3 separate regions of the Mus musculus genome follow, and regions 2 and 3 are each linked to region 1. Evidence: chromatin loops called from intact Hi-C (ENCODE). Cell type or tissue: heart. All regions are shown on one strand.

The links. Peaks named below come from ENCODE experiments on the same cell type or tissue, not always from the same donor. Only the 100,000 strongest peaks of a DNase experiment are listed, where the experiment ranks them.
Region 2: it touches region 1 in a loop (2.1-fold over the local background); 6 of 42 quality-filtered maps call a loop at or near these places.
Region 3: a loop joins it to region 1, with 2.5 times the contacts of the local background. A loop is called at or near these places in 3 of 42 quality-filtered maps.

What each region holds. Positions count from the first base shown.
Region 1 is chr6:29,431,144-29,439,143 of GRCm38, forward strand. Flnc (filamin C, gamma) reads left to right here and starts at 2,010. Exons shown (of 48, transcript NM_001081185.2): 1 at 2,010-2,670; 2 at 7,321-7,569. The coding sequence starts at 2,316. In heart, no CTCF peak of the experiment used is centred here; DNase peaks (open chromatin) are centred at 508, 3,268, 4,308, 5,568 and 5 weaker places; H3K4me3 peaks cover 6,053 bases; H3K27ac peaks cover 5,828 bases.
Region 2 is chr6:29,353,863-29,361,862 of GRCm38, forward strand. Calu (calumenin) reads left to right here. Exons shown (of 7, transcript NM_007594.4): 2 at 2,609-2,835; 3 at 7,432-7,625. The coding sequence starts at 2,615. Among named protein-coding and RNA genes, the nearest start is that of Calu, 9.8 kb to the left of the region's middle. In heart, no CTCF peak of the experiment used is centred here; no DNase peak of the experiment used is centred here.
Region 3 is chr6:29,343,727-29,351,726 of GRCm38, forward strand. Calu (calumenin) reads left to right here and starts at 4,380. Exons shown (of 7, transcript NM_007594.4): 1 at 4,380-4,482. In heart, no CTCF peak of the experiment used is centred here; a DNase peak (open chromatin) is centred at 4,325; H3K4me3 peaks cover 2,715 bases; H3K27ac peaks cover 2,139 bases.

The sequences.
Region 1 (8,000 bases):
GTCTCTCTGCCCTTGCTAGATCCCCTCTGATCATTTCCACCTCAGAGTCCCTGGCCCGACTGGAGATCCTCATAACACCCACCAGGTGGCTGAGAGCCATGAGGGGCTGACTATAACAGTTCAGCTCCCAGTACTCTGCCCAAACCCCTACTTCTCTCTCTAGTAGTTCTGAGAGTAATCTCTTCCAGATCTGTATTTTGGTTTCTTCAACAGAGACAATATTACAGAGCCTACTCAAGTGGGCTGTCAAAAGTCTGTCTTCATACACACACACACACACACACACACACACACACACACAACTTTGCTTGCGTGATCCAGCTCTGTATCCAGAGCTAGGCATCCCTCCACAGGAGAGCTGTGTCTTTCAAATAGACAGTGCTGGTGCCTGCTGGGGGTTTTGGCTGAGGGGTGAAGGTAGCGCTCTGGGAGAATGACAGTTTGGGAGACAAGGAGGGGGCTGCCAACAGGAGAGTGGAATTCCTAAGCGCCTTGTCACAGGCAGCCAACGAACATGAGCTGCGGGGCACTAGCTATTTATACCTCTCCTGTCACTATCAGGGCCTCCAGAGACACCCCTGCTCCACACACCATGCACCACAGGGCTCTTTTCTGCTCCTGGCCCTTTCTGCCCTCCCCCTCCCTCCTAAGGACCAGGCCTTCTCCTTAGGTGAGAAGGAAAAAGAAATGATTGCTGGGAGCTTCACCATAAGCTCCGCCTCCCCCAACTCCTTTCCAAGTCCATAGTGGGCACCGCTGTCGTCTGCCCTTGAGGAAAGAGCTCCCAAAGATGCTTTATTATTGCCTTTCCTTTCATTATGACTGCGAGGAGGGAAATAAGGTAAAATGATTTACCCAAGCCTCAGCGGTCACATGGCTTGAATTAAGGACTGTCTTCCTTCAAAGCTAAGCTTACTTAGTCTCGAAGGATGGGGAAGCAGTGGACACACATCTGACCTCTCCTTGCGATGTAAATTCATTTGTAGGTCCTTCCCTTGTGTGTGGCAGGCAGCTTGGATTGCCTCAGTTTCTCTGTTGTGAACATTTCCCATGTCTCTCACCTTATTGGGCTTGCCCTCAACCCAATCCTGCCTAGGCTTCTAGCCTGCCTCCCTTCCTGCCCGCTTTGCCCCTGGCCCTGCCCACTTGCCCCAGTCACATTTCCCTTGGCTGCTCTGCCAGGGCTCTTCCTGCTATTTGGCACACTTCTACTTTCCCTGGGAAGATCTGCCCTGTGGCTCATGTGGGCACATTGCCCAGGGGGCTCCCTGGTACTACCTGGGCAGCCCTTTTGTCCTCTCATCAACTTGGTTGAGTCACGGGGGGGGGGGGGGCGCACACAAAGTGACTCACTGGGTACCCTTGTTCTGAGCTCAGCTTCATTCTGAGCCAGTGAGTCTAAATGGGCTAATGACCAGGGACACTGAGTCAGGTCAGGAGCCTTGGTTTCCCTGTGGCCCTGGGTTTGGATTCCAAATAACGGTTTAAGCATTTTTTTCTTGTAAAGTGGCAAAAGTCATGGAGCCCCCTTGAACTCAGTCTCTCCTGGTCAATGTCCCTGCTCCTTCTGGTGTTCTCTCTCTCTCTCTCTCTCTCTCTCTCTCTCTCTCTCTCTCTCTCTCTCTCACACACACACACACACACACACAATTTCCTTTCTGAGTTCTTCACAGGTGGACAATACAACCAGGCTAGAAGCCAGGACTCCTAGGCTGTGTCAACAGCCTTGTCACCAACTCCAGAAAGTTCTGTCAACACCAGATCAGTTTGTCTAGCCCTAACCACTGCCTCAGTTTCCCCATTACTTTCTTTAACCCAATCTGAGTGTGGAAGGAGTGTCCCTCATCCCTAAATGGCTAAGACTAGGTTGGGGTGTACAGTGTGCATGGGGAAGCTCAGGGCCAGCGCCCCCACCCCATCCCCGCTCCTGCTGAGGACTGCGTGGAGGAGGGGCGGGCGGAGGCGGGGCCGTGGGGCTCAGCGCGGCCCCCACCCGCGGGCCGGGCGGCATTCCTGGGAGGCCGGCGCTCTGACGTGGACCCTGGGGCTGCGGGCGCGGCGGGGGGGTCGGCAGCCCGGGGGCTTCTTAAACCCACTGCCCCGGCCCGGCCCGCACTTCCCGAGCACCGCTCCGCCCCGGGAGAGAGAGAGAGCCCTAGCCGGACAGCCCAGCAGCTCAGCCCAAGAGGCCAGCGAGCCCCGCCGCCCAGAGCGCTAACGAAGTCTCCGAGAACTCGGTGTCCCCGCGTCCCGCCCCGACAGCACCCACAGCCCGATCCCCAGGCCGTACTCCCCCGGCCCCCCGCCGCGCCACCATGATGAACAACAGCAACTATTCGGACGCCTCCGGCCTCGGCCTGGTTGACGAGGCGGACGAGATGCCGTCCACGGAGAAGGACCTAGCGGAGGACGCACCGTGGAAGAAGATCCAGCAGAACACATTCACGCGGTGGTGCAACGAGCATCTCAAGTGTGTGGGCAAGCGCCTGACCGACCTGCAGCGAGACCTCAGCGACGGGCTGCGCCTCATCGCGCTGCTCGAAGTGCTCAGCCAGAAGCGCATGTACCGCAAGTTCCACCCGCGCCCCAACTTCCGCCAAATGAAGCTGGAAAATGTGTCTGTGGCCCTGGAGTTCCTGGAGCGGGAACACATCAAGCTCGTGTCCATCGGTCAGTGCGGGGGTCACAGGGAACGGTCACAGCGGGGGTAGGAACAGGTCACATAGGTGCGGGTACTGAGATCCGGAACAGAAAACCTTTCCCTTGCCTGGTCTGATTTCTCCCTCGCCAGTACAGGCTGGAGCCCAGATACCCCTCTAGGACAGGTGGCACCCCTGAGAAGTTCCCTTCCGAAGTTGTCCAAACATCTTAGCTTCAGCCTCCCTACACACACTCCTACCGACCTGCCCAAAGTCCCCTCTTTTCCTTCCACCGGGCCACCCTTGCTTGCACATGCTTGCGAGGACAGGGCTGGTGCCCAGTGCTAATTCCTTGGGGGCGTATCCCGCCACCCACATGAAAGCAAATGGCTTCCCATCGCCTTCGTCGCTGGGCAAAAGCAGTCTTAAGACAGGTTCCAGTCGTCTCTGGGTTCTCAGGGCCCTGAGGCCAGGGAGACTAGTGGCCTGAAGCTCGCTGATGCGCTTGGCAGGCATGTGCTCCCCATCTGGGATCTGGCCGGACTAGAGCAAACAGAACCCGGCCTCAGAAACCTAAAAAGGCACTGAGCAACGTCCTGGGAGCTTTAACCCCTGATTGCCCTGGTCGTTTAGGTCGTCTGGGAGGGGGACTCCTGCCTGTCCATGCCCTGTTCCAACCCACCACCTGGCCTGGGATTGGCTACAGCTAAGGGTCAAGCTGCCCTGGAGGGAGGGGAAGGCTGAGGAAGAGAGGAAGTCATTGAGTGTAACCAGATTTGGAAGGTGTGTCAGTTCTGAGTGGGGGTAGGGAGGCGCAGGAGTCTAGAGAGTCCAGAAGCCCAGGGTGGGTTTTGAGTGGCAAGAAGATACCTTACTTTTCACAGCCCTATCCCGCTAGGACCAAGGTTTCCAGTTTGCGTCTTGGGTGAACTCTTAGAGCCCTTCTGGGATGTACTAGAAGGACCCCCCTGGGAGGATGCACCCCAGACCCTGGAAGGGAACTGTATATGGAACCAGGTGATGCCCACCACTACAAGCTGCCCCCAGAGACTTCAATATTTAACTAGGTATCTGCCCCCTCCCTAGTCTCCCTCATGGCCATCTCCAGGTCTCCGGAATTAGCAGCTGAGATCAGTCCGGGGCCCTTTGCCCTGTTCAGGCTTCTTCCTGGGCCTTACCTCTTCCAGTCCCAGTACTAACCCCCCCCCCCTACACACACACACACACACACACACACACACACACACACACCCCACCCTCCTGCTCTGGCCTGGAAATAGCCCTGTCTCCGTGACACAGCAGATGTCTCTGAGCTTTCCAGAAGGACAAGCCTGAGGACAAGGGGTGGGGGAGGGGGCCCTGGTGTAAGTGGTGGAGCTAGAAATTAGGAGGGTGTTGGGTGGGTGTGGAGCTGAGGGGCTGAAGATAAGCCAGCCCTGGAGGGGGGGGGGCTGCTCCCCACCTACCCCTCCCTTCACGCTGGGATCTGAAAGGCGGGACTGACTGTCCCAGGTGGGGTCTCCAAGGGAAAGTTTGCAGCCTCTGTGAAGACATTATAGGAAGTGGCTCAGCCTCCCTTCCCTGCTGGCTGCGGGGGCGGTGGGCCCCTCTCCAGGCCTCATCCTTCCCCTGTGCACCTCTCCCCTCCCCCCATGGTGGTGCCTGGCTCCAGCCCCCTTGGCTCTGCTGCAAGGGGGCCGGCTCAGAGTAGATGGGGGAAGAAGCCGGGGCTGGTTTGGGGGCGGGAGGGAAGCTCCAAGGTTCCCGCTGAGAGGAAGGGGAATTGTGCCGGGTTTGGGCCAAGTGGTTCTCCCTGTGCTGATGAGATAAGCTGTCAGCAATTCAGTAACTGAGCTGGGGCTGGGGCCGAGGCTGGAGGGAAGGGGCACAAACGCCAGCCAGAGGTCCCTAGGCGACAGAAAGGGAGTGTCCCAAGGAGGGACCATTCAACTTACTCTAGTTCCACATCCTATCTAGAAGTGGGAAGGGGTCTCCCGCTAGATTCTGTCTCAGGACTGAATGAACATTTGGGCACCTGAAGTTGGGGTACTCAGAGACTCCCCACTTCTCACTAGAAGGAAAGTTGGGGCCTGGAAGGATTGCTGACAGCTGAGTTTACCCGGAAGAAGAGTTATGGGCCTGGCTTGGGTTGAAAGAGCGCGGTACCCCTCTTACCCCCAGCACTGGGTGCACCCCACACACACACACACACACACACACACCCTCTCAGCCCCTCCAAACAAAGAGGCCTATGAGGCAGCTCTGGCCCACAGCTGTTCTCCAGTTGCTATGCCTTCTCTTAGAGCCAATAGCTGAGGGAGGGGCTGGAGGGGACAGCAGCTGTCCCAGCCCCTCCCTTGGCCAGCCCTGTCTCCTCCCCTCTATTCTAGGCAAGGAGTGGGGGTCACAAACTAGCTGTCTGGTTCCTCCTACCCCTTGGGGGTGATCCCCAGGCCAGCATAGAAGCCGACTCTTGATGGGATGCTATGCTCCACCACCCTCTCCCCCGCCTGGCCTCCTGAGAGGGTGGAAGGAGAGAAAGGTCATAGCTTCCAGGGTGTAGTTCTGGGCCTGCTACCCAACCCCCTTCCGTCCCCAAGCGGGGGACCACTTGCTGTTTGGCCCAAGGCCAGTTGCTAGGGAGAAACCTCTCTCTCCAGCAACTATGAATGACCCCCCCCCACCCCCCCCCACCCCGTTCCATCCCCTCCCAACACTGCAGCTTCAAGGTCTCCCTCCCAGGGGTCTGGCTCCAGTTTTTGAAGAAGCCTTCAGGAGTCTGTGAGCCCGGCTTGGGCTTGGGCAGCTGTGAGAGAGGCTGAGGGTTCCCCGGGGTGTCCAGACTGTGTGAAAGTGTTGTGAGCCCGTGTTAGCTAGAGAGGGCAAGAGCACCGGGAGGTGGTGTGTCATGGAATCTGAGAGCTGCCAAACCATTGTGCTGCAGTGGAGCCAGGGGAAAGGGGCGGGCTGCGGGGCTGCTGGGGAAGGAAGGATGAATCAGTGGTGGGGAGGCCCAGGAGGCACGGATTCCTCGGTCCTGGGGGCAGGTGGGGGTGGAGCGGAGGATGACAGAGGCTCCCCAGGCCCTCTGGTCTGAGGAAAGGAGAACAGAAAACAATGCGTAATAGGGTGCATCCAATCTCACCATCTCTGTTTCTCAGGAAACGTCAGTAAACAAGACAGAGCCTCCAGTCGCTTTCTAGCCTACAGGCAGAGCTCAGGGAAGCTGATAGATTTCAGACCTCCATTACACTATACAAATAAGCTGGATTCCAAAATCTATAGTTTATATCAGTTGTGGTCCAAAGTATCTCTGAGAATCGAGTCCACATGTGTGGTATTTCCCCTCCCTCCTGGGAGATACCATTGACCCTCAGCAACAGGCAAGGTGACTTCCAAGTTTTATCTGAGCAAATACTGTGTCCACCTTCTCTCCTCCCAGTCCCCGTGTGTTTCAGAAGGCCTTTTCGCTTTCAGCACAGAGAGTAGGCAGTATTGATCCAGTCCTACACTACTTTAACTTAAGCTTTCAAAATAGTCATTCACTTTTACTGAGACACTGTAAAGTTTGAGCCCCACCGTAGAAGCATAAAACCCAGGGGAGATGGCAGAGTTGGTAAAGTAGTGGCCATGCAAGCCGGAGGGCCTGAGATCAGATCCTAGGCGCCCATGTAAAAAGCTGGCGTACCCCTAGTCCCAGTTCTGGGAGGTGGAGATAGAGGATGCATGGTGATGCCTGGACAGCAAGTCTGGCCAAATTGGTAAGTTCTGTGAGAGACCCTGTCTAGAAAAAGGAGGAGAGTAATTAGGAAAGATGCCTGACATTGGTCTGGTACACTCTAGGGCACACACACATAATCACACACACACACAAATACTCACATACACACATACACACACACATTCAAGGTCAAGAGTAGAGAAAGCTAAAAGAAAAATTTATCAATTGATCTTATATAAAACAACAAAATGCAAACTATCTAGAGAGCATGTGATTTGTTGCCTGAGAATGTGGCGACATGACAGACAAGAGAGAGGAGTAATGGTTATACTTATTATTTTTTATTTCATGCCAATAGTTTTGTAGGTGTGCCCTATTATCAACACTTATCAGATTATCTTCTCTAATATGTGCAGCCTGTGTGTCAATAAAACAGCTAAAAACAAAACAAAACAAACAAGAAGCCCTGGATGCGGCTTAGTTGGTAGAGCACTTACCTGGTATGCATGAGGCCCTGAGTTTGGCCCCAGTGCTATATAAACACGTGCAGTGCTTATACCTATAAGATCAGGACTCTGAAAGCAGAGGCTGGAGGGTCAGGAATTCAGAGCCACAGTCCAGGCTACATAAGACCCCGACTCAAAACAGAATCACTGTCTGGCCCTAAGAGGCTTGCGTTTCAGAAGGGCACTTGCTTAGGACGGAGGTAGACCCCAGTGCTGGATGATCTCAGGGTAGAGGAAGGGGTACCAAAGAGGAAAGCAGCCTGTTTCTGAAGATGAGACCTCACATCCGGCCATGGGGGTAAGTGAAAGGCTTTGGTAGGCAGAGAAGATAGGTCCCAGAGAGAGGAGGAATCCAACCCTGGGGCTCAAACAGCTGCCCCAGGGGCAACGTGGGTAAGAGAGGGTACCACCCTGAGGTGCCCTTCTGAGCCGGCTTGTTCCCCTCTCTCTGCAGACAGCAAGGCTATTGTGGATGGAAACCTGAAGCTGATCCTAGGCCTGATCTGGACGCTGATCCTTCACTACTCCATTTCCATGCCCATGTGGGAGGATGAAGATGATGAGGATGCCCGCAAACAGACACCCAAGCAGCGACTGCTTGGCTGGATCCAGAACAAAGTGCCCCAGCTGCCCATCACCAACTTTAACCGAGACTGGCAGGACGGCAAGGCTCTGGGTGCCCTGGTTGACAACTGTGCCCCTGGTGAGTGGGCCAGTGGACACACTGAAGAGCCATCAGCCCTGTAGGAGACCGGGAGAGAATCTGGAGATACTGAGTGAGGCTCATGCTTCACCCACCCCAGGGCCTTATGAATCAGGATCGCCATGAGGGTTGATCCTCTTCCAGAAGTTACAGCCAGGATTGAGCTGCTCCTGGTTGCTAGGCTAGATTCAGTAGAAGCAGAAAAGGGTTTCCAACAAGTCATTTTATAGGCAAGCCTAGAAGTCCAGAGAGGGACAGCGATTTGTCCGGAAACACACTCCAGAAGTGACCCCAGAGCCCGGGGCTTATTTTGTCACCTGGACACCATTCCTCTACTCTAATGGAAAGAAAAGAAATAGGTTGGACTTATAGCAAGAAATCTTTAGTTATATATCCTTAGTTACATACAGAAACGACTCTTTGTGCGACTC
Region 2 (8,000 bases), 77 kb before region 1:
GCTTTGCTGAGAGAATTTTCTGATTGGATAAGTATTTGCATATACATGTGAGTGCTTAGACTAGTTAGTTTCGATAGTGATGTCCCTAGGAAAGGAAAACCATTTGTTGCTGAGGTTTAATCTTTAGATTTGGGCAGAGTGGGCTGGAGAGATGGCTCCGCGGTTAAGAGCACTGACTGCTCTTCCAGAGGTCCTGAGTTCAATTCCCAGCAACTACTTGGTGGCTCACAACTATCTGTAGTGAGATCTGATGCCGTCTTCTGATGTGTTTGAAGACAGCTACAGTGTATTTATATATAATAAATAAATAAACCTTAAAAAAAAAGATTAGGGCAGAGCCATAGATTTAGCCTTCAGAAGATGTAGTGTCCCTGACTATTCACTTCTTGCAGATGTAGTAACAAATTGCAACAAACCAAGTGGTAATTTGGTTTTGTTTTAATTACTACTTGTGTGAGTAATATGGGTATGTACTTATGCAGGTCAGAGGACAGCTTTGTGTGGGGTCAGTTCTTTCTCTTCACCTTAATGTGGGTTCTGGGGATCAGATTCCAGGCTTTAAACAAGAGGCACTTTACCCAAGATGGCTCAGCGGGTAAGAGCACTGACTGCTCTTCCGAAGGTCCTAAGTTCAAATCCCAGCAACCACATGGTGGCTCACAACCACCCATAATGAGATCTAACGCCTTCTTCTGGTGCATCTGAAGAGAGCTATGGTGTACCTGTTTATAATAATAAATGAATCTTTAAAAAAGAAAGAAAAAAAAAGAGGCACTTTACCCTTGAGCCATCTCACCTGTCACTGACTGATTTTTTAAACTGAAATTTATACCCTCCGGCAGTTGAGAAGGCTAAAAGTTCGGCACAGATGTTGGTTGGGCCATCTTCTCTTTGAAAGGTCTTCCCTTTCTCTTCTCAAGTCTGGTAGTTGTCAACAGTGTTTGGCAGTCCCTGGCTCACGTATGTATCACTTCAATCTCTGCCTGTCACAGCACAGCCTTCTAATTCTGTGTCCAGATTTCCTGTTTTGTAGGACACCATCTTTGGACCCACACTAAAGAGTATGACTTCATTTTAACTTGATTACATCTACAAGGACTATATTTCCAAATAAAGGCACATTCAGAGATACCAGGGATTAGGCATAATAGAGGAAGAATAAGAAGTATTGTGAAATTGCTAAAAAACTTATTTTCCCTGATAGAATGGTAGCAGACATTCAGCATTTCCACAATGAAAAGATTAATTAAAATATGAAAGCTCAGGGCTGGAGAGATGACTCAATGGTTAAAAGCCTTGACTGTTCTTCCAGAGGTCCTGGGTTCAATTCCCAGCAACCACATGACAACTCACACTGTCTTTAACTCTAGTTCCAGGGGACCCCACACCCACACACAGACATGCATGCAAGCAGAATACCAATGCATGTGTTAGATGTATAATAAATGTAATAAAAGGTATGAAAGCCCAGGAAAATTATTCCTTTTGTTTAATGTTAAGATTTTGTTGTTGTTCCTTGAGACTTTAGCCTCTCTAGTAATAGTATAAGTTGTTTATAAAGTATATGGAATTGGTTTTTGTTATTTTTATTTTGTTTTGGTTTTCAAGACAGGGTTTCTCCGTGTTGCAGCCCTGGCTGTCTTGGAACTCACTCTGTAGACCAGATTGGCCTGAACTCACAGAGGTCCACCTGCCTCTGCTTCCCAAATGCTAAGTTAAAGGCATTTGCTACCATGCCTGGCATGAAACAGGTTTTTAACTGTTAAAACAGTCAGTTTTTAAACTGACATTGTCTCTGGGATTTACCCATTTTTCAGTAGTGTTCCAGCCTTGTGCTTATTAGATTCACCTGTGACTATGATCTGAGAATAAGGTGGGGGTTGGGAGTTGAGGGGGCAGGTCTGTGTTCATGGCAACACACAGACACATGTACACATAGCTCGGAATCTGAACTTTGTATAGTACCTGGGGTCTTTGTGCCTGAGCAAGTCTGGGAACTGCAACTATGCAGATAGATAATGTTGTTGTTACTTGTGAATGGACATCCAGATGGGTTGGTGACAAGATTAGGCTATATGAGAGACCTGGTGCTATGGGGCAAGGCAGCCACTGTGAATGTGAGTGGTTCCCGCTCCAGTGGTTCTGAGTCACCAGAGGAGCTTTGGAAGCCACCAAAGCCTGGATTCTGGAGGGGTGGGACTCTTAACTCTTCCAGGTGATATTCTAATATTCAGCTGTTTGAAGACCAGATCACTGACAAAAGAACAAAAGCAAAGGGCCTACGTCTTGTCCTTTCAGTTTTATTGGCATTTTGAATAAAAAGATCAATTATTTTAGTGTTCCTTGAAGAAAAACACTAAAGTTGTATTTGAACTATAACTTCGTAATTAGCCCAGAGTCGTAAAGGAAATAGTCCCTCTACAGTAACTGGAGGTCTGATGGCCTACTGTGCTTACCTTAAGGATTAAATAATGTACTTGGGTAACATAAAAGACTTAGATATAAAGACATCAAGTTAATAATTTAAGGGAGACATATTTTGGTTTCTTCCATGTTATCAGGCATACTGCGTTCTTCGTTAACTACCTGTTCTTTTCCTTTATGGTAGGTTATCATGGACCTGCGTCAGTTTCTTATGTGCCTGTCCCTGTGCACAGCCTTTGCTTTGAGCAAGCCTACAGAAAAGAAGGACCGAGTACACCATGAGCCTCAGCTCAGCGATAAAGTTCACAATGATGCTCAGAATTTTGACTATGACCATGATGCCTTCTTGGGTGCAGAAGAGGCAAAGAGTTTTGATCAGCTGACACCAGAAGAGAGCAAGGAAAGGCTTGGGTAAGATGTCTGTTCTTGACCAGGGAAGGGGTCCAGGGGTCCAGAGGGTTGAGAAACACTAAAAACCTTTCTTTTTTTTTTTCTTTTCCTTTCTGGTTCAGTCACTTATAAATCTGTGCCGAGCTCTGTCTTCTGAGTACTAACAACAGAATTGCTGCCACTAAAATCTAATAAAATTCCTGCTTTCATATACTTCTCCACTGAATAACAATTGCACCTCATTCTTCTACAAAGCAAAATTATCTTCATAAAAGTACCCAGTGCGGCACATACTGCTCTTTCATAGGACCCAGATTCAATATCTAGCGCTCAAGTCAAGAGTTACCCATCCATCTGTAATTCAAGTTTTAGGTTATCTGATGCTTTCTAGACTCTAAGGACACCTGCACTCAGGTGCAAATGACAACACAGACACACATGTACACATAACTTTAAAATAATAATATATTTTCCCTAAAGTACCAGTAGTACTATATCCAGTTTAAGCTTATCATCTTAATTCCAGAACATTATATGGCAGTTCTTAGTTCTGCTGCTTTTAATTTTGAAAAACCTTCTGTAACTTATTCATTGAGCCCAGGCCAAGTAATGCTTAAGTGCCTAATAAACTAAAAATTGGATTTCTGTAAAGTTGGTGTTCTTTAATAAAAGTCAAGGCAACCATTTGAACAGGGGTGTCCAACCTTTTGACGATGCTGTCTTCTACAACAGAGCTAAGGTTGGGAGGACTCCTTAATGGAGGAGCGCTTTCCTGTACTTGATCCCAGTACCTAAGAAAACAAAGCAGTAACAAGTAAAGACAAAAATGACTTACCAAACAAGGCCTGATTTTCAGAATAGGAGTGGTTTTCAGTGACCCTGTCCCAGTCAAGTTTTGGGGTCCTAAGTAGCTTCTTACCCTAAAGACTCACTAGAGGGGCTGGAGAGATGACTCAGTCCCCAGCACTCCTACTGCATGTGTAACTCCATGGAGTTCCAGGGGTTCCGTCCATGTGCCCTTCTGGCCCCATGGGTGCTGCACATGTGTGGTGCACAGATAACACCTGCAGGTCAAACACATTCTTACATAACTTTTTCTCTATTTCTTAAATCTACACTTAGTAGAATCCTACCTCACTGTTTCTAGAGTTCTAAACATGTCTTTTTTGGCTCTTTCAAAACTCTGATTTTTAAGAAAATGCAGGTCAATTCTGTGAAAATATTCTCCTAAATGAGATCATTGTTTGGCTTTCTACACTGTTTTCAAGAGATTTGTGTCGCAGTGGTGCTACACTGCTTCCCTTTGCCATTGTGTGTAATGCTGTAATTATAAGATACTATTTTAGAGTTTACTTTGATGGAAACTTAAACATCAATTTATTCTTTGTGTTACTGAAAGTGTAGCTAAAGTGTATACTGTTTTATTCTAAGCACTGATGTAGTTAATAAAAAGATTTTGCTCTGTAGAATGAACTGAACAGAAACATACACCAGAAAGGCCAATTTTCTGTTAGGTTGCTTTTCTGTTTTTGAGAAACTGTGCTTGCTTTTAGCTTTAAGCTTCTAACTGTGCTAACATTTTAGGCTGAAAAGAGCAGTGGATGAGGGTGCTCTCAGGCCTATGTGTCATACCTATTAATATTCTGTATGCCCAGCCTACATTTTGGTCTGAACGAATCTCTGCAGAGTTACTCTTAAGTAATGGAGGATGGCCTTTAGGTTTGGAGTCACTTAGCGTATTGAGGACTTAGTGAGCCTCCTCTGGCTTTGCGGGTGGTAGAGTAGCTTTGCTAGCAGTTTTCAGTAGAGAAAGTGTTCATTTTTATCAGTAACTATCAAAAGTTCAGCACATTGAGCAGGCTGTATATTATTAGAAAAACCTGATGAAGCCATGTTTTTAATACAATTTATAAATGAAGTAAATTGTTTGTTTTTCCCAAATTTTAGAGATAGTGACAGACATCCTTCATTGATGCAATGAGTACCTTGGAAGCAAGAATCTTAGGTAAAGCCAGGGCAGCACACACTAGTACTTGGGGAGGCTAAGGAAAAAGGATTGCTAGTTCAATCCTGGATTACATAGTGTGATTCTCTTCCCCCAAGAGAAAAGGATCCCAGATAGTCTATTGTGGCATTTTAAAACATTGATTTGGTAGCTAACTGTTCAACAAAAATTGTAAATCACAGAGTCACCCCTTCCTCCCCTGTCAGTCTATAATAGTAATTATTAAGGAGAAAATCATTGTTTATATATCATAAAATTAAAACCATTTTTGAAACATCTAATAAGCATTTTCAGGACAAGTTTAGTACATAATTTTCAGTATGTTTTTCTCTTAATGTTGACAAGTAGAACTTTTTTGTGCTTGTATTAGCTTGGGTTTTTTGGCCTTTTGAGATAGGATCTCACTGCATGGAGCAAGATGGCCTCCTTCTTGGGGCTATTTGTTCACTTTTGCCTCCCAGTTCTAAGATTGCAGGGTATATCTCCTGGGTGCTAGGATTTTTTTTTCCTTTTATTTGTTTGTTTTTATTTTTTTTTTTTGAGACAGGGTCTCATTGTATAGACTGGCTGGTCTGGAACTCAAAGACTCACCTGTCTCTGCCACCCTGAGTTTAAAGGAATGTTCCACCATGCTTACTTAGCTCAGTGCTAGAATTTTTAGACACGTGCTATTATATCAGCTTTTTTCTACTTTGTTATTTAAAAGGTGGAATGGTATTATGGTCTCCATGCCTGCTAAGTGAACTCTGTACCAACTGAGCTGCAGTCCCTTCAGATCTGTTTTATGTGTATGAGTGTCTTGCCGGCATATATGTGTGTGCACCGTAGGTGCCTAGTGTCTGTAGAGGTCAGAAGAAAGCATCAGATCCCTGGGACTGGAGCTCCAGATGGCTGTGAGCCATGATGTGGGTTTTGGGAACTGAGCCTGCAGCCTGTGTGCTTACCACTGAGCCGTCTCTCCAACCCTTACCTTCTCTCAGAAGGCTGTTTGTGTGTACACATACAGCAGGCTGTGTGGCTTGTGAGGTAAAAATGTTTACTCTTTCCAAAAAGGGTTTGCCAACCCCTGGATTAACCCATTTGGTGTTTATATGAGACAGAATGCTGCTCAGCCTGAACCGTCATATGCCTGTTTTATCTGGGCAGTCCTTCAGGATACTTATTTATAATACCTTAAAAATATCTTCTGGGGTTGGAAGGGGTTCTGATACTTCGCCCATGTTTTTTTCTTAGTAGTGGTGCCATTGGTAGCAAGTACCATATAGATAATGCAGAAGTTTTCTTAATCTGCTGATGTTTTTAAAACTCTCTGATAAAATTTACCCTGTGTCCATGCAGGTGGGGGGAGTGTTTAGGAGATGCCATCTTGCTACATTCCCTTTCCTGTCAGTGTTGTAGGGCTGAGGTTAGAAGAGCGAACATTGTCTGAGGGAGAGTGCTAGCTAGAGTGTAGAGTTAGGTAATGGAGCTAAGGCTATATCAGTATAAATCTGTTCTATGTTATAGTCTTGCTAGGAAGAACTCGGAGTTATAATCACTTTCTCGTGCTCTAATCATGAGACAAACAAGAGCTAAGAAAATGCATTGGTTACCCACATGTACAGTTTCCCGTCAGGCATAGGAGTGTGCTGATTGTTGACTTTCTGGAGGATCTGATACAGTTTCCATTTTAAACCGCACTGCTTATTGTGTGACTCTGCATAGACCGCTGAGCCCTCTATAAATAGGAAGTTACATCTTTGAGTTTTTATATCATGAGCATTTACTTCGTGGTGCTAGAGGTCAAACTCAGGTCCTCACAGATGACAGGCAAGCACTCTACTCCTGAGCCGCACTCAAAGCACAGTGACTTACTTTTAAATCCTTAATTAAAATGACATATATAGAAGAAAGGTTATAAAGGAAGTAGATCCATTCTTTATTTAGCTTTGTTGCTTTGCTTTATAATCTGCTTCTAATAACCCTCTCAGCTTATTAACAGTCTTATAACCAGGAATGTATATTCTTTCCATATCATTTCTTCAGAGTACTGTTTTCATGGATGGAGATACACACACACACACACACACACACACACACACCAATTTGATGTAACTCATAAAAGCTACTGTTATTTTGAAAATTAGTACCTCTGTATTTATTTGTTTTTTTTACAGTTATACCATAAAATATATGTAATTACAAGAGAGCTTTAAAAAAAAGATATCTATATGTTTTAACAAATATAGCTCTTTTCTAAAAGCAACTAACTTTTAAAGTCTGGTTTAGATATCTTAAGTTCTAAGGAAGTCATTATAGTGCTTGTGATTGTTCACCAAGAGGTATACCTGCTCTAGTAAACATAGTGAAGAAAAACATAAAGATTTCCATCATGCTTGATGCAAAAGTGAGAACCCAGGTGGACCAGGTGTTCAGATCAGACTCACCTAACTATAGAGAGAGGCTGGATCACTGGCCGTGATCTGTTCACCTTTTCCAGATGGCTTATTCAAGCCAGGAACAGGCCAACAAAGCGCAAAGTATTCCATTGTAGACCTGGGCGACACTCCTGGCTATGTCCAGAGACCTGTGGTTTTTTAATCTCTTGCTGGATTTCTCTGCATTTTCTACAGAAAGATTGTAAGTAAAATAGATGACGACAAGGATGGGTTTGTCACTGTGGATGAACTCAAAGGCTGGATTAAGTTTGCACAAAAGCGCTGGATTCACGAGGATGTAGAGCGGCAATGGAAGGGGCACGACCTCAATGAGGATGGCCTCGTTTCCTGGGAGGAGTATAAAAATGCCACCTACGGCTACGTTTTAGGTAGGTCCCTACTATCTGGGGGAAAAAGCTTTGTGGACCTGGCCCTTGAAACACAACTGTTTTGTCTTGTAGAATGATTGTAGATAAAATAGACGCGGATAAAGATGGGTTTGTGACGGAGGGGGAGCTGAAATCCTGGATTAAGCACGCCCAGAAGAAATACATTTATGACAATGTTGAAAACCAGTGGCAGGAGTTTGATATGAATCAAGACGGCTTAATCTCCTGGGATGAGTACAGAAACGTGACTTATGGCACTTACTTGGGTAAGGGGCGAGATGTTAGGTTGGCCGAGACTGTGTGGTCTTGAGTCAAAGAAACAAATGGGTCAGACAGGAAAGAGGGGGACACTGCTGGACTTCAATAGTTTGATTC
Region 3 (8,000 bases), 87 kb before region 1:
AAAAAGTATTTGAACCATCTCTATTAAAGAAAAATGTCTTAGTTAGGGTTTCTATTCCTGCACAAACATCATGACCAAGAAGCAAGTTGGGGAGGAAAGGGTTTATTCAGCTTACATTTTCCACATTGCTGTTAATCACCAAAGGATGTCAGGACTGGAACTCAAGCAGGTCAGGAAGCAGGAGCTGATGCAGAAGCCATGGAGGGATGTTCTTTACTGGCTTGCTCCCCCTGGCTTGCTCAGCCTGCCCTCTAATAGAACCAAGACTACCAGCCCAGAGATGGTCCCACCCACAAGGGGCCTTTCCACCTTGATCACTAATTGAGAAATTGCCTTACAGCTGGATCTCATAGAGGCATTTCCTCAACTGAAGCTCCTTTCTCTGTGATAGCTCTAGCTGTGTCAAGTTGACACAAAACTAGCCAGTACAAAAAGCATATACTTTTTTTAAAATAAATAACCTTTAACCATGGTAACCAAAAATTCAAAATTAGTTACAGAGTCTTCCTCAGAGAATAAGGAAACAAGATGATTCATCAACTGAAAGAAAGAAAAAAAAATCATAGCAAAGACTACATTCTGACGGGTGGAGGAAACATGTACCCAGGCATATCTACAACCTCAACAGCTAGACCAGAAGGCATGAATTTTTGGTCACATTTCTAAGATGAAACATGTTAAACTTCATCTGAGAACATGTCTGTATGGACTTCAGAACCGCTGGATAACCCTCCTCTTCAAGTCCATTGACAATTGAGTATCTATCTTAAGTAACTTTTCTCTTTTTGTTTCTTAAATCCCTTTATAATTAGGTATTTTCAGAAATTGTCTATGATACTTAATATTTTGCTTGGTATACAACTAAATAATAAATAGTGTTAATTTTGGTTTTAGTGAACTTACAAAATCATTATTAATCTTTTTGTATTTGTTTATTTGAATCCCCACCTTACTCAAAACTAGTTTTCATGTTTAAAAAAAAATCAAGTGTGGGCTGGAGAGCTGGCTTGGTGGTTAAGAGCATTTCTTCTTGCAGAAAATTAACTGAGTCCAACCAATTAAACTCTGTAAAAGGCTATAATATGCTTAGACGTTGAACAAAGTAACTTTACCTCCATTTACTTTAGCTAGAGGCAATTGAAGATGTGGTTAACTCTTTCCATTCATTTATACAGAAGACATACACCTCTAATAACTACAACATCCTTTAAGTTTATGCCTTAAGTGCTGAAGTCTCTTCATTAAATGAGTGTCTAAAGTATGCTACATTACAATAAGCTGGGCTTTTTAAATTAAATGATATTTATATTTTTCTAATAAAAAGGAAATAGACAAAACTACAGCGACTACTTATAGAGTCTCATTTCCATTTCTGCCATTAAAATAAAAAGTAAGATTTAGTTATGCCTACAAAGATCTTAATATTCTGACTTCTTTTGGGGGAATGGGAGTAGGCTTAACATTGAACCCAGGGCCTTCATTTTACTATTGTGCTACATCTATCACTGTTGTTAATATTTTGTACATAAAACATATAATCTTATTAAGAGAAAATTTATAGGAATATTATATTGTTATCTAATTTATTTTACGATGTGGCTTTCTATTTACGTTCCCCGACTAAATCTGGTTTAATACCAATATAATACAACAGATCTGGCCAATAGCCAGATAAGAGCTATGATAAATTAAATGTTGATGATCAGTCTTTCCTAGAGTTAGAGTTAGCCACTATATATAATCGAAATTATGGTTATGAAATCAAGCTGGCCAGAACCAAAACAAACAATTAAAAATATAATAGATTTGTTTTAAAACTCCAATTATAAATAATATGGTTCACAGAATACAAGTAACTGTAAACACAGGGATAAATATACAGTCAATCTAGAGTTGGTTGGTTTTTTGTTTTTAATTTTTGCTTGTTTAAATGCCCATTTCCTTCACTAGCTACTTTTATGCCACTGGGCCAGACAATGTTCTTGATTAGTGTGTGTGTGTGTGTGTGTGTGTGTGTGTGTGTGTGTGTGTTACTCTTAATATATGTCACATTGCGACAAATACAGAGGACTTAAAAATAGATCTGGACTATAATGGCCAGTAGATTTTAATGATATGATCCAGAAGTTGTCGTCTTAACAGCTTTAACAGGCTATTTCCCTCTCTTGAAGATTGCCCTCTGCCTACTACTCAGCCTCATCTACACCAGATGCTAGGAAGTGTTTCCTAGCAACATGGAGCATTAATAATATTCAGTAAGTACTATGTGTCCCTGCACCATGCACAAAATACAGTGCTTGGTCAACAGGGAAACAGTGGATGAGGGTGCAAAGAAAGCAGCTGCACTTTCAAACTGAACCTTCCTCAAGTCTTACTGGCTGATTAGACCCTCAGTGATGTGGTGAAGTCAGAACATTGCTAGTACATAGCCAAATTATTTTGGAACATATTTAACCTTCTTAATATCGATTTATTTAAGAACCTTTTACTTCTCTGTAACTGACCTAACAGCTTTATTAGGCAAGTCATGTGGACTGTAGAAACAAAACACTAATTTCCTTTGGAATGTATGGCTTAGCAGACCACTAGCTTTCACAACTCAAGAGCTAAGCGCATCATCAGATAATTTATCTGAGGGTTATACGGAAGGTTTTTTTTCACTTTGCTATAACCCATTCTCTGATGTTTCCATCAACGTAATTGAAAAGTAATTTTCTTTGTTCTATTACTATAAAAACTTCATCAAACTGTTACTACATTGGTACATGAAATCTGGGTTCCTAGTCATGGTCACTCACATTTGGCTCCATAATAAACTTTCTTTGAGATGAGAGTTGTATTTTGAGTTGGTGGTTTGGATGTTCCAAACAGTAATTGCACACTTTCCTTGTCTTAGGGCAAACTGATTTGCTTTATTGTCTTTCATGAACTTAGTCTTTGTTTTGACTGGACTTAAATTCTAGAGGCTTTGCTATTCATTTCATACATGTTGAAAATAAAGTAGCTCTCAGGCTGGTGAGATGGCTCAGTGGGTAAGAGCACCCGACTGCTCTTCCGAAGGTCCAGAGTTCAAATCCCAGCAACCACATGGTGGCTCACAATCATCCATAACAAGATCTGACTCCCTCTTCTGGAGTGTCTGAAGACAGCTACAGTGTATTTACATATAATAATAAATAAATCTTTAAAAAAAAGAAAGAAAATAAAGTAGCTCTCAATGAATACATGTTTTAATTTCATGGCATTGAGTAGGTGATGGGTTTACTAAGGTTATATAGTTCAGTGGTAGAATGGACAACTAGAATCCTGCACAGAGTCTGGGTTCAAACTCTCCTGTCCCCCGCCCCTCCAAACAAACAAACAAAAAAACAAATTGCTAATTTCCTATGTTTCTTTTAAATCAGGGGCCTTCAACGCAACGGGTTTCTTCCATTCAGTTTCTTCTATTCAGTTCACTTAGTATTGCTGAGAATTTCCTTGGACCTGGGCTGTAAGCTGGGAGCTCCTGATGTGTAAGTCAGGCAGATCTTATTTTGGCACTTGGTCTAATCGAAGACATAAGGACAAGCACCGTTATTAAACAATATCTGGCTGCGTACTGAAAATGCAAACTGCCAGGAAAGCACATGCGTATTATCTGTTTACTGACCAGGAAAGATTCCTAAAACTAACACCTTAACTGAGCACTGGCAACTTCACGACTACAGCTTCCCCTAAGACATTCCAGGATGACAACCTGTTTCATGACTGATGGCTTTCAGTAGCTGAAAAATCGAGAAAACATACTTCAGGCAGAGGAAGCCGCTTTGTGGACAAAGACCACATGGGTGTAAAATGTAAGGCTGTAAGGCTGTTAGGGGAGGCCGGGATCATGATGGTTTAGGCAGAGATGCGAAAGAGCATGGTGGGTGAGAATCGAAGCTGAAAGGTGCGTGTTGGCGGGGCGGAGAGCTGCTCAGTAGATCTGACTCTAGAGCCAGAAGTTGGGCTCATTCGCAGTGGGTGGTGACGTTACAGCGGGACTATTCCGGCCCCAGGGGCTTGGAGGCAGGAAGAAAGCCATCGGAATTACACTAGAAGCCTAGGGAATCAGGGTTGCCTGCCGTAAATGAGGTCGTTGCGGTCAGTGGGCCAAGGTCAGCGAGCCGCGCCCACACACCCAAGAGCAAGGAGCTGGGACTCAGAGTCCCCACGGGCTGGGCAACCCGAGCTGGGCGGGAATCCGGTCCACGCAACTCGGCGCGCTCGCGGGGACGTGGCGATTTCCAGCCAATCCCGGCCACGCGATTGTGAGACCAATGGCCGTACGAAGAAGCCATACGTCAGCAGTGATCGTGCCGGGGATTGGTGTGAAGACCCCCGACAAGTCGGATGGGGGCGGGGCCATTAACCACTTCCGGTTGGGCGGTGCTTGTGCGCGGGAGCTCACTCCCTGGGTGAGCCGCAGCCACGGTATCCTGCGGCGTGGAGCTCCCGGGAAAGGTAAGTTCTGTGGTGCTGGGTGGGTCCTGGTTCGCTCTTATTCTGTCCGTCGGCCCTGTTCCCCATTCGTAGTGGGTGTCCTCACTCCGGTCTCAGTGCACCGGGATGGGCCCGAGGCTCCACTCTGGCCCTCAGAGTGCGGTCCCCGACTTGCTGTCCCGCAGCTCTGCGGAAAGGGTTGTAGCTCCCGGGCCCTGCGCCCTCCTGGGCACCGTTTTTGTGCCTGGTTTCGCGCGTCCTTGATCTCCTCCCCGGGTTCCTCCACTCAGTGTCCCTGGGACTAGAGGGTCACTTTTGTTTGTTTCCTGAAGGTCGGAGAGAATTGGGTAGAGAGTTTTAGTATCCGCTCCCTGCCACCTCGCCGGACTCTTGGGAGCTGCCACCCCGCCCCAAGGCCACATCCCGAGAATTGAGTTGCAAGTGCCAAGAAAGAAAGTGTTAGCTGTCTTACAGGGTGTAGGAACATGGAGAACAAAACGATTGAAAACATAATGTCATTATTTTTAAAACTTCTTGTTAATTAGAAAAGAACGTCGCAGTTTTCTATGTTTGGCTGGATATTGTCATTAATGGAAATAGTTTTCACGTGTTAATTAGGGAGTTAATTACCTTTAAGTAATCACGGGTTTTTTGCTTGTCATTCCCAAGTGTTCTGATTTTTGATATGCTGTATACAGAAGTGAGCTTAATTTTAATTCGCGATAGTTGCTGTAATTAAGAGTGGTTTGCATTTTGTAAAGTTCCTTTTGCATGAGTGGGAAAGATCAGTGGATCTGCTAAGACTTTTGGTTCTTTGATCGAAATTCCTAAGCGTTCAAAGCCTTGGAACAGGGTTTTTTAAGAATTGCATTCACTTCCTGTCATGAACCATCAAGTCAGCATTAATAAGTTGGGAATGATAGCGCTCCAGTTTAATTTAACATGAAGGTAGAGTGACCTGGAGTGGCTGATAATTATTCTTTGCTATACCTGAAAGCTGACCCAGGAGAAGTATATATTTGACCTCATTCAGTTAGATTTAAGTATCGAGCAATAGTCACTGCTAAAGAACTTGTGTTCTTCTGTCCAAATGTGGGACCAGAGAGAACCTATTACTTGTGTGTAAGATACCTATTACTATTACTATGTCTGTCTGGTCCGACTATGAGTTTGGCAGTGTTTCAGGGGTCTCCAACAGGATATTTTGAAGATTCAAAAGGAATCATGAGCTCATAAAAAATATAAAGTATGTGTGTATTCTTCTCAATGTCATTCTCAATCATGGTTGGGCGCCATTCATATAGTGATATGTTAATTGATGTGTTATATCATTGCTTCAGTACAGGAGACTAATATGTTAGTATTAGCTTAATTTTTTTTTGTAACATAGATGTGCCAGGGATGTTTCCGGAATAGCCAGGAATAGTCATGGGAAATGCTTGATTAAGATCCTGGATTCTTTCTAAGTTCGAGGCCAGCCTGGTCTACAGAGTGAGTTCCAGGACAGCCAGGGCTATACAGAGAAACCCTGTCTCAAAAACCCAAAAAAAAAAAAAAAAAAAAAAAAATAATAATAATAATAATCCTGGATTCTCTCTGGGCGTGGTGGTGCACGCCTTTAATCCCCAGCACTTGGGAGGCAGAAGCAGGCGAATCTCTGAGTTCGAGGCCAGCCTGGTCTACAGAGTGAGTTCCAGCACAGCCAGGGCTACACAGAGAAACTCTGTCTCGAAAAACCAAAAAAAAAAAAAGGATCCTGGATTCTTTCTATATAAACTTGGTTTTTTTCCTCTGTGGCTTTGATGTTGTTTTGCATGTGAGAAAGTCTCACTGGTATCCTTGGCTGACCTGGAACTCATTATATAGAGCAGACTGGCCCCAAACTCACAGGAGATCAGCCCATCTCTACCTCCTGTATACTGAGAAGATTAAAGGGATGCACCACCACACCCAGCTTTTCTATGAACTTTAAATATAAATGCCGTTAGGCTGTAACACATTAGAATTAAACAGATGGAATAATATTTATGTATGGGGACAGGTAAACCCTACCTTGGCATGCTTGTGGAAGTCAGAGAGATGGCTCGTGAAAGAAAGCTCATTCTCACGTTCCACCATATAGATCCTTGGGTCCAACTCAAGTTGTTAAGTTGGGTGGCAAATGCCTTTACTGGCTGAATCATCTTGCAAGCCCCTAAAATCACATATTTGCCTATACCTGGCTTTGGGCCAGATCCAGTAATAGAATTGGAAGTTGGAAAGCACATCAAAGCCAAATTGCTGCCACATATCCCCCAATTGATCCAATAAAATGTGTTGGTTTCTAAAAAGTACAAGACTTTAGCTTGGGAGCTATAGAGAGACTTTTTTTTTAAATTTTTATTTATTTTATGTACATGAATACACTGTAGCTGCCTTCAGACACACCAGAAGAGGGCATTGGATCCCATTACAGATGATTGTGAGCCACCATGTGGTTGCTGGGAATTGAACTCAGGACCTTTGGAAGAGCAGCAGTCAGTGCTTTTAACTGCTGAGCCATCTCTCCAGCCCTAGGGAGATAATTTATTTAACTTATGTAGCAATTGTTTCAGAACTGCAGAATCTGGTGGGTGTGGTGGCTCGTGCCTGGAATGCTAGCTTTTAGAAAGCCCAATTGGGAGAATTGCCTCAAGCCAGAGGTCACTAAGCAGCATATGGAGTTCTGGGCCAGTATGAGCCTCAGTGAGACCCTCTGCCTCCACTCCACTCCACCCACACAAACCCGGGAAAGGGAAATGTCTTAGCCACTGAGGGTGTTTGCTGCCAAGCTTGACAGCCTGGATTTCAGATTCAGGACGTAAATGGTGCAAGGTGAGAGTTGTTCTCAGACCTAAGCCCACATATGCCCACATGCATGTACATGCACACACACATACATAAAACAGCATAGCTTGTGGTCATTATTGTGGAGTAATACAAATGAGTTTCAAGAAAATCAGTACAGCTGGGCAGTGGTGGCACACGCCTTTAATCCCAGCACTGGGGGGGGGGGGGGGGCAGAGGCAGGTGGATTTCTGAGTTTGAAGCCAGCCTGGTCTATAAAGTGAGTTCCAGGACAGCCAGGGCTACACAGAGAAGCCCTGTCTCGAAGAAAAAGAAAAAAAAAGGAGGAAGGAAGGAAGAAAGAAAGAAAGAAGAGAAGAAAATCAGTACAAACTTCTTCCAACTGGCGTTATCAACCATGGTAGCTAGGTCTTTTCATCCAAGATCTTGTTAGATTGCTTTTCTCCCCCTAAGATATTAAAATGATTTAGGCTTCTGACACTGAAGGAAGATTGGGCTAAAATAATTACACATTCTTTTATGCATATTAAACATAAATATACAGTAGAATCCAATACTAGACACCACAGCTTTTTTATCCCTGATGTTTTGATAGATTAAGTTGGCCAGTGAGTCATATACTAAAATTTCATCTCAGAGAACCTTTCCTACACACACAAGTTCTAGAACCTTTTTCTTGTAGTTTTTTTTTTCTTGAGGTGTCATTGTTTGAG